Linked DNA regions of Homo sapiens: region 1 is linked to region 2. A link is a loop called in an ENCODE intact Hi-C map of the cell type or tissue named here. Cell type or tissue: PC-9. All regions are shown on one strand. Each heading gives the region's core, and the rest is flanking DNA. Links, peaks and the distances in the headings are about the cores only. Region 1 overlaps TEAD1 (TEA domain transcription factor 1). Region 2 overlaps TEAD1 (TEA domain transcription factor 1).

Region 1 (5,379 bases), core at 190-5,189, 49 kb before region 2:
CGCTGCTGGAGAGGGTGCTTGTTGAGGACAGGGAATGTGGTATCTTTATCTCCATATCCAGTGCTTGGGACATATGGCTGAAGGGACAGGGGTGGGAGGGGCTCTCAGTAAATGCTTTTACCACATTAAATTGAAACAGATAATTAGAAAACAGAAACTTTCCCTTTCATATTTATACCCTATCATGTTTCAGAATCATTTTAAGGCAGCATGCAAGACTGTAAAATAGCATAAATAGAAGGTGGGAGAAAGAATGGAGAAAAAGAAGAGGATAGAGGTGAAGACTAAATGTGGACTTAGGAATGAAACCAAACTTGCCGACCAAAACCACCTCTGAGCACTCTCTGAGGGGCCTGCCAGTGTGGCTCAGTGCACTTTGGTGGCTACTGAGTAAAGGAAAGGCCAATGGCTTGACCACGAGGTAAAAAACACATTGTGTTTTGTTTGCTGTAGAACTTTCCTTTGGGATCTTTGTAAAGATCAGTCTGTGTGACGTGATGAGCAGCGTCTTCCACATCCTTGCATTCACTCTAGAGACAAATCCCATTGGCTGTTTCTTCTAATAACCCTTCATATGCTGATGGCAGCACATCAAAGCATAATTCAAAAAAGGCAAATGTATTCAGAGCTCCTGGAATAATCTTTCTCTAAGGTAACTGGAATCAGAAAGGCACTGAAACAGGGCAGTTTTTTTTTTTTTTTTTTTTCATTTCTTTCTTTTTTTTTAAAATAATTTTTATTGAAGTCCAACTTACATACAGAAAAGGGCACACACATCATCAATATTGAGTCCCTTGTGTTTTTCCATTTGAATGCATTGGCATCCAGAGCCATTGATCTATTGATCTGCACTGACATGACCAGAACCTCCTAAGCCTCCCCACGCTGCCTTCCAGTCAGTACTCCCAACCCTAAAGGGTGGTTGCTACCCTGACTTCTAATAACGTAGATGAATTTCGTTAGTGTTTGAACTTGGTATGAACGGACGCAGACAGTATAGTATATATTTCTTTGTATCTTTTTTTTCCTCAATATTGCGTTGGTACAATTCACCCATGTTGTTACTTGCAGTTGTCATTTATTTATATTCTATTGCTGTCCCATAGAACTTTCTGTGGCTGTGAAATGATTTTTGTCTGTGCTGTATGACACAGTAGCCATTAGCCACTTGTGAATATTGAGCTCATGAGATACAAGTAGTGTGACTGAACAACTGAATTTTTAATCTTATTAATTTACATTTAAATTCACAAATGTGTCTAGTGCCTACTGCATTGGACAGTACAGCTGTATACCATTCTATTTTATGAATATGCTACAGTTTTTTTTTTTTTAAGACAGTGTCTCACACTCTCTCAGGCCAGAGTGCGGTGGCGTGATCACAGCTCACTACAGCTTGACCGCCTGGGCTCAGGTGATCCTCCTACTTCAGCCTCTGGGGTAGCTGGGACTACAGGCATGCGCCACCAACACCCAGCTAATTTTTTTTTTTTTTTTTTGTAGAGATAGGGTCTCACTATGTTGCCCAGGCTGCTCTCAACTCCTGCGCTGAAGCAATCTGCCCATCTCGGCCTCCCAAAGTGCTGGAATTACAGATGTGTTCCACAGCGCCCAGCCTGATTATACTATAGTTTATATGTCCTATTGTTAATAAAAATTTGGCTGTTTCTGTCTGTTACAAACAATGAAAATATAAACATTCCTATACCTGTCTTTTGGTGAACATAGGCATGCATTTCTTTAGCATCTCTACCTGGGATTTGGAATTGCTGAATCAGGAGGTATGCATATAATCAGTTTTGGTATGTAGATATTGCCAAAGAGTTTTCCAGAATGATTGTACCAATTTGCGCTCTCATCAGTTCTTTGAGAATTCCATTTACTCCATCTCCTTGAAAATCCTTAGTATTAGTCTCTTTACTGTAGCTCTTCTAGTGGCTGGATAGAGGTATCACATTGTTTTAATTTGCATTTCTTTAATAACTAGGCATGTTGAACACCTTTTCATATGTTTATGGGCCATTTGGTTATGTTTCATAAAATACATTAGCTTTTTACTTTTTTTTCTATTGGGTTGTCTGATTTCTTATTGTTTGGAGTTCCTGTAGGATGAAGGATATGAGTCTCTGTTGAATAAATGTGTTGCAAGTATCTACTTTGTGGCCTGCTTTGATTTTCTTAATGGTTCTTTCAAGAAAGCGAGTTCTGAGTTGTGATTTGGTCCAGTTTATCATGTTTTTCCCTCCTGATTAGTGCTTTTGTGTTCCTTTAAAGTATCCTCGACTACTTTATGGCCATGTAGGTAATCTGCTAAGAATCCTTATAAATTCTTTACTGGTTTTTTTACTTTCAGATCTAAAGTCTATTTCAGATGGATTGTAAACTATTGTGTGTGGTGGGGTCAATTTTTATTTTTTTCGTATGGCTATCAATCAACCTGGCTCATGTATCAGGAAAAAAATTTCTTTACTCAGGGTAATGCAGTGTCACTTTTGTTACAAATCAAGTGAACGTATGTGTATGAGTTTGTTTCTAGATTCTCTAATCTGATTCCTTGGCCTATTTTCATTATCTTTGTGCCAGTACTATACTATTAATGACTAAGCTTTGCATTGAGGTTTCATATTGGGCAGTTTAAGTCGTTCAGCTTTGATTTTCTTCCTCAAGATTGCACAAGAGCTGCATTTATTCAAACAGGTTCATTTTATTTGTTGTTTTATGTTGTCTCACTTTTATCCAGCATCCCAATGTTATTTGACACTGTCCTAGGTTGTAGAGGTCACACAGGCTCTGCCTCTGCCTCTGCCCCGGAGGAGTTTTATGATCATGTTTTGGGACTTAGAAATATCCATGTGTGATTTGGGTATGCTTTGAGGATCTGTATGCTCAGATCCATTAGAAATGGGTAAAGGCAGACCAGATCTGACACCCACACAAGAGAAAGTGACAGCCTGATTTCTGATAGTCTAGAGACTATCAGACTTCTGCCTGTTACAAACAATGAAAATATAAACAGTGGGAAGGCAAACAATGTGATGAATTGTGGTTTTGGTTCCTTAGGTTGACAGGAAAGAGTTTTTTCCTTTTGGGCATGTTAGAGCCTAGATTTTGGATCCTGATGTGAGTGCTGATGAAATCCATTTGGATCCATTAGATCCTGAGAGCACTGAATGTCAGGAGCTGTGGTTGAAGGACCAGAGCAGGGCTTGGCCTTCGCAGTTTAGCTCTTTAAAATGCCATCCTGATTCAGGTTTTCCTTGTTGATTGGCTTATGACTCAATCAGGAGTGAAGTGTGGATTTCCCTATTGCTTCTCTCCCCAACCCCCAGAATGCCTGTCTCAATAATTTAGGATAGATGGGGCATGGCCAGAATGAGAGAAGCATCCAAAGTCATAGAAGCTGGTGGAGAAGGCCCTGGACTACTTTTGTATGCAAAGTAGGGAGGGCCGTTTCTGATGCAGCACAATTAGAATTCTGAATCAGCCAAGGGGGCCGCATCTGGGCAGATTGCTGCTGGGACCTGGAGTGAGGCCAGTGCCAACATATCATTTAAGTTGGCTGTCAACAGACTGTGTAACATTGGGTGAGTCTCACCTGGCCTTTAGTAAGCAGGGATGACTCTCCAGGCATTTACCTATAGACTTCCCTCTTAGGGAGCCATTTCTAATGGTATAAGACCCATTTCTAGGCATTCCATCAGTCATGCAGCTGAGGGGACTTCTTGAAATGGTGTATATACTTATATTTATCTTGTATGTTAATGTCTTTTTACTTCTACTTTTGATTTTTACTTTATGCTCATTGTCATTTAAAATACCGAGTTATAATAATCGGATGGTGAATCGTACCAACTAAGAAAGTGATGTGATCCATAGGTTAGTGGCTAAGGAGTGTTGTTTTCCTGGTGTTTTCTTTATTTTTAGTAAGCATTATGGTTGGTTAGTCTACCCCAAGTGTATGTTGACTCCACAGGCTACTGGAATTGGGGAGTTAGTCTTAAGGTTTTCTTTGACTGTTACTCCTGGGAAAAGGCTTATGAGTTTTCCTTTTGAAATACTGACAGCTCCTTACTGCTAACAGTTGGGACGTTTGCTCTCTTAAAGCAGGAAAGAAGCTTCTGTTTCTGGGGTTGAAATGTGTTTCCCGAGGTTAAGTTGTCCATTTCCCAGGGTGGGAGTGACTTGGGCTACGAGTCATGTCCTCTGGTTCACGCTCACTTTGGGCATGCACTGTCTTGGTATCAGGTCTTTGCTTTGGAATGGTCAGATAGGATAGATTGCCTGAAACTGGGTCTGTGGCCTTGTCCTTTTGAAGGAGTCCACTGATAAAGAACAACAATGATCAGCTTGACTGGTGGTAGTGACGGGAGAAAGGAAGGGGCAGGATTTCTGTTCTCAATGGCTAACAGATTCATTAAGGGGATGGGGTGGGCTATTCCCCTAAAGGCTGGTAATGCAGAGTGGTCCCATCAGAGCTGCATAGCATGAAATCAATCAGAGCTTTTCTTGAGCTGTCACCTGGGCAAGTACTTAGGGCTGATGGAGCGGAGAATTAATCAGGGATTCTCAGGAGGGTAATGCTAAGTCCTCTAATGGGATGCTTAGCATTGGGGCTTGGTGAAGAGATATTGGCTTGTTGATGGGATTCTGTTGACACGGAAGTGATTTTTGAAAACGAGAAGGAGTAATTATCCACTCCTCCCTGCTGAAATTAGAGGGAACCTGTTGGCATTGGCACCAAGGCTCACTGGCTGCTGCTGTCGTTGTGGCACATGTTGCCTCAGTTCTCAGCATCAGCATTCCCATTCCCTGAGAATTCTGCCCTGTCTCTGACAATGACATACTTTCTGTGCTTCCATCTCTTCTGTGGTTGCCTACAAAATCCAGGCTGCCAATCTTCACTTGTATTTTTCTCAGGCCACTTGTTAGCAAGGTTGGCTAGTGTCTTAAATGGTAGGAAAATAATAACACAACCCACTTTACATATGCAAAAGCAATTAACCATTATTAGTGTCTGACATTCCTCTCAGCTGCCCACAGCGGTGAGTCAGGATCATCACTATTCATTAGGAATTAATTAGACTGTCCTTGATGATATCAGTCATCTACAGAGCTAAGAATTCAGCACTGCCTACATCCTACTGTCTAGTGAGGGTATAGTGTATTTGATATTCCCATAGAATGTGCATTCTGTTTGGAAAATGACTCCTAGATTGAATCTCTGTTAAGTATAGGACTTTGGACAACTTATTTAGGTCTCTGAACCTCACAAGGTGGGGATAATACTAAAGGGGGAAGTGCAGCGATTAAATAAGATCCTCTAGGCAGAAACTGCTGGCATTATGCCTGACACCTAGTTCTGGGAGAAGGCTGAATTTG
Region 2 (5,379 bases), core at 197-5,196:
GCCCATCTGTCGTGCCAGTATACAAAAATGTCCGTGGATGATGACTGCTTGCACCTCCAGAGCTAGTCTCCTCTAGGAAAAATCAACAGTCACCAGTGCAGGAGAATGAATGAGTCAGAGCTCTGGGTCCTGAGCCGGTTTTACCTCTTAGCTTTGTGATCTTGCATAAATTATCCAAAGGATCTGGACTGCAGTTTAGTTCAGTGTAGCAAGCTTTGATCAAACAGCTATGTGCCAGGTACTGTGGTAGGTGCTCTGGAGAGAAATACAAATTAGATAAGGCTTCTGCTCTTGGATAGTTCTCATACCAGCTGGGGAGACTGACAGGAAACACAGCGATGGTTCCTGCTGTGTTAGAGATACGTTCAGAGGGCTGATAAGGGAGGGGGACGCAAAGCATATCAATCAGGGAATTCTACTAAGGTGCTGATTCAAGGTCAGCTTCCCTCCTCCTGACCGCTGTACTTAGCACAGCACGTAGAGGGGACTGTAGGGAATGCAATGAAAGTGAATGGTGACAAAAAAATGAAAAAGAGCCTCAAGGCAGGAGCCATGGTTTTCTCCTCTGGGGTGGGAATTTTCTTCAATCTGGGAATACTGTGGTGGGGCCTCTCATCTTCCTTTCCTCCCTTCTCTGCCCCCAAGCACCATGTCTTTTTCCTAGCACAAGGCTAGTCTCATAGATTTCTAAGAGTCCTATATAGCTGTCTTTATCTTAGGCACTAGCCTAAGTACCCCTTGTGAATGGGGTTGGTTGCATCTTTGTGTTCTCAGTGTCAGCACCATGCCTGGCACAGAATTGGTGGTTTAAAAATTCTGTTGAATGCATGGATGGATGGGGATTGCTGGAAGCACAGCCTGGAAGGAGCAGAGGAAGGAGAGATTGAAACGAGAAGAGTGAGATGTCCCTGGGCAATGGCTGATGAAATTTAACCCAGGCAGGGAGGGGCTTGGGCTGAAAGCCTTATTAAAAAGCTGCCATCTGCAAAGCAAGAATTTAACTCCTTGGTTTCACAAGAAAAGAGTAAGTGTAGCCTAGAAATTGGGGCTGGATTTGAAAATTAGCCCCAATTCTGCAATTTTCACCGCAATAAAAGCTTCTCCAGTTATACATGGTGATTGGTCTTGATGGGCTATTGTGGACAGAGGAGGGTGCTAGGTTGGGGTGGACGGGGCCACAGCTCAGACTAAAAATCCCCTTTTCTCTCTTCATGAGCTTGGCTGCAGATGTAGAAACTAGAGCTAACAGCAGTTTTACCTCATCTTAAAGAAAAGTAGTAAATTAATGGAGGCTTTAATTAATTGCTGTGGTCTGTTGAGTACTTACTATAGGCTAAGGGCTGTAGGGAACACTTTAATTCACTGAATAATGTCAGTAACTCTGTGAAATAGATATTAGTGACCTATTTTGCAGATGCACAAACTGAAGCTCAAAGGGGTTTTCACAGATAGTGCAATACTAAGTTGGAGCCTTGGTTTGAACCTGAGCGTGTCTGCTTCCAAAGCCCATGCTCTTAGGTGGATTTTCAGTGATGCCAGAAGATGGTTGGACTTTCCTGAAGATGTTTATGTGCATTGTCGCCACAGAGTCAAACCAAGAATTGTATGGTTGTATTTCATTCAGAATCATAACATGCTTAATCCAGATGATGCCTCAGATGATGAAGGTGGGTTGCCCACAGGCTGTATTGATTGGTGATTCTTAAGAGTGTAAAAAAAGGAAATCACTTGATTTTGTTGTGGGGAGGCAGAATGTATCACACAATAGCTTGGTTGAGTTTGGCTTAATGTAGATATGTTTAATATAATTAGACTGAGGGCTGAAATGGGCACCTTCAGGTCACTGTGGAATGAGACAGAGCCCTCACTAGATTTTTGAGTCACTTGAGGTGGTTATGCCAAGCCCTGTTCACATTTCACACTTGAGTTTAAGTATTTGTGAAGGGAATATAGATCTTTGGTTTGAACTAGATATAGCTCAAAGGTTACCCATTCAGAACAGAGCATTTCAGCCTCAGGGCACCTACTTAGCCTCTAAGATGAGACCACATCTGAACCAGCCAAGTCAGCCTGGGATGAGGTTGGAGGAGAAAAATTCATGTGATAAGTCAGATTACAATTAACTTTTTTGTTATTACTTTTTGAGTGACCACAATGTGTGTGGGACTTCGAAATATGGAATAATGATGGGTTTTATTATTTCTTTTTGAGAAAAATCCAGTCACTTTTTTTTTAACCCGAGGAAGTTGAATCCTGAAGAAGGGGAGATTTATCTCTGCCCTTTGAACTTAAAGCCCATAAAGTAAAATATATAGTTTAAAACAATTACATGTTCCCCCCATCTCACCGCCGCCCGACCCTTCACAGATAGTGTTTGACAAAACACTATTTAGGAAAGTGCCTGACTGGTGGTGGAGGGGCCTTGCTTCCTGTGAATCTGCATTCCCTGTGCCACTTGCTTCCTTCCCTGAGAGGTTCTGGTGGCCAGGTGTTATGAATCCAGGTCAAGATGAAGAAAACACACTTTTGTCATTTCTTCAGGCATGTGGCCGACCCGACCGGGTCTCAGGTATTCCAGATATGAGCGATGTGCCGATTGCGCAAGGCTGGAAGCATTGCTCACTCGGAGATACCGAGGCCTGCTTGCCCCGAGCCCTTTGTTCTCCTGGTTGAAAGCAGTTAATTAGCAACTGTCTCCATAGCAACACCCTCATAGTCCAAAAACATTGTCTAGTTTTTCAGTTTAGCTTATCACACTGTTTACCTGAAGGGCTTTTCACTGCTCTGAGTCTCATTTGAGTTGGCGGCATGCCTGTTGGGGAAGTGAATTGTCAAGATAGAAAAAAACACCATGGTAGCAAGAAGCCGAGGAGACTTCTCTCTACCCAGCCCAACCCGGGCCCTGGATTCTGGGAAAACAGAAGTTGCGCCTGCCTAACATTTTCACCTGTATTTTTTTTTTTTGTTTTGCCATAAAACTGCTGTTCTCTCCACCAAGCCCTGAATTGTGAGGATTTTTCCCCCCTTTCCCCGAGAGGCTTTCTAAGCTCTTTAATATTCCCTGTTTATAGTACATTTCCATGATTAGTCATCTTGAAACCCCGAGTGTTCTCAGCCCCTGTACATTCGAGGAAATTTTGCTTCCCTGAGGGTCTTGGCATTTGCAAAGGCCCTTGGATGAAGGATTATGAGTCTGAATGTGAATTAGTCAGAGCAGCTTTGTTTTTAGGCATAATGAGGAAAGGCTTCTCTTTCTTGGTTTAAGTTCATTGTTTGTGGGAAGAAGGCAACTTCAGGTGGCTTGTTGGTAAAATAGGAAAGGAAACTGTAGCTTTTTTATAAGCCATGCAATGAAGATAATTTTCATAGCTTTCATGGACTGAGTGCAGTCTGTGTGGCCCTCCATGCCAGCTGTGTGGCCCTCTGTGCCTGCTGTGTGGCTCATGGCGCCAGCTGTGTGGCTCTCCGTGCTGGGACGCTTAGGAGCTTTTTATCTCACATCTGCAATGGGAAGACAGGAGGCAGATGGGAAAGAAGACTGCATTTCCTGAATGCCTACCACATTTCAGTTGCTGAGCCAGACTTTCACAAAATGAGGTCTCCTGTATCCTTCACAGCAAACCTGCTAACGAGGCCCTATTAAGTATTTTAAAGATGGGAAACTGGGGTTCCAAGGAGTCGTTGCCTGCCCAAGGTTGTGGAATTCTAATCTAGACCTGTTGGTTTATAGGACGCCAACACTTGTCCTGAAGCAGCGTTGTGGATTTGGTGGTGGAGTTAGGCGGTACGTATCACAGATTGCAGGGCTCTGGGAGACTTTTGCTAAGGAGGTTAGTTAGAATTTGGTGGTGTACATGTGTAATTAGATGCCTAAGTATGTCTCAGGAAATCATGAAGCTTAGGTCCAGTGATAAAATAGTAGAATTTAATTTTGAGGCACGTGTGCCAGAGCTTATTTACCCAAACAAATGTAATTCTCTTTGAAGTATTAACTTGGAAAGACTGTGCTTTGTGATATTTCCATTCTTCAGACCTTTTTAAGGAAACTTTATGGGAGCAAGTGCTTTCCCAGCTTGCAAAATACGGCTTTGAATGCATTCAGCAGACCATTCTTGAGCATTGAACTCCCCTTAATATGGGCAGAGAAGTATGGCTTTTCCCTAGCGGTGGTCCCTGGGACCTAGCATGGGTTCACCAAGAACGAGCCACCCCAGGCTAGCTTCGCTTCTTTCTCTGAAAACCTTATTAAGCAGAAAACTATAGTTTATACAATGCATAAATGAGACCTTTGATCTGCTTTTTAATTTTATCTACTGTGTTGAAAACAGAGACATAGTCTGAGCTGAATGCAAGAACTATGGTCTGAACTGCCCCTTAGTTAATACCTAAGAGTGACAAACATGTGTTGTAATGGGAGATCAGTACTATGTGATTTTTGTTGACTGTGCGATCACAGTAAGTTTGTGATGTGGCTTCTGCAGAAGCGAGTGTTACCTCGGAGTGTGCAGATAGAGGAGGATGCATACCATGTTAGAACACACTTGGAGCCAGGGGTTCTGTTTTCCTTCCTTCGCTCCCTGCCTCTCTCCACTATACTGTATGCCAGGTACCTTTCTATGTGTTGGGATGCAAAGGTGGACAAAAGAAAGCCCCTTTAGAGAGAACGTAAAAACTAGGGTTTCTTCAGAGGGCAGCACCCCAGATGATAAAGAGAAGAAACCACATGTCACACAAAATCATTCAAAGGATGGGGTGGATGTGGGAGTGGTAGTATTTGCCCTGACTTAGAAAAGACTCTGCAGAGACATGGGTGAAGAAGCAGCACATTTGTCCAGTAGACTCTAGTTATAATCTTAAAAGGCAGTCACATTTTGGCTCAATTATAAAAAAGATATTCTTCACAGTCCTGCAAAGGTGGACTGGGCTTCTGCTTTAGGATATAGCGAGAAGTATTGAAGCAGGGATCAAAAGACCATTTGGTGGCTTACTGTGAAGGTCAACAATATAATGAATCTCCTTTAAAATTTCCAGTCATGAAAATTGTATAAGTGAGCAGGCATGTCATCTGCCTGCAAGACACATGCTAGTAATGAAGGAAGATGTATATCACAATGAACATGCCTGCTTTATATTGTTTATTTATTTCTTTGGGGGCAGCTGAATATGATCAATTTAGAGATGTTAGAACATTTGTAACTATAGTTTGTGAGATGGGCAATTTTAACTGCAGGAAGTCTTCAGAATCACAGCACAGGTTCAATTCACTGTGGTTGTTATGTCATAATTATATATTGTGGATGTCTAATTCCTTTTCAAACCTAGAAGTAAAGATCATGTAACATATCCTAGCCAATATTAAAGCAATATTATTATAAAAAT

The links. Hi-C counts contacts between places; a loop is a spot of excess contacts. Peaks named below come from ENCODE experiments on the same cell type or tissue, not always from the same donor. Only the 100,000 strongest peaks of a DNase experiment are listed, where the experiment ranks them.
Region 1: a loop joins it to region 2, with 1.9 times the contacts of the local background. A loop is called at or near these places in 5 of 110 quality-filtered maps.

Annotation. Positions count from the first base shown.
Region 1 is chr11:12,751,527-12,756,905 of GRCh38, forward strand. All of the region lies in intron 2 of TEAD1 (TEA domain transcription factor 1), which reads left to right. Among named protein-coding and RNA genes, the nearest start is that of TEAD1, 80 kb to the left of the region's middle. RefSeq lists a silencer at 4,076-4,370. In PC-9, for the core only: no CTCF peak of the experiment used is centred there; a DNase peak (open chromatin) is centred at 2,685; H3K27ac peaks cover 1,241 bases.
Region 2 is chr11:12,800,151-12,805,529 of GRCh38, forward strand. All of the region lies in intron 3 of TEAD1 (TEA domain transcription factor 1), which reads left to right. Among named protein-coding and RNA genes, the nearest start is that of TEAD1-AS1, 120 kb to the right of the region's middle. In PC-9, for the core only: no CTCF peak of the experiment used is centred there; DNase peaks (open chromatin) are centred at 1,991, 2,711 and 3,171; H3K4me3 peaks cover 2,263 bases; H3K27ac peaks cover 4,762 bases.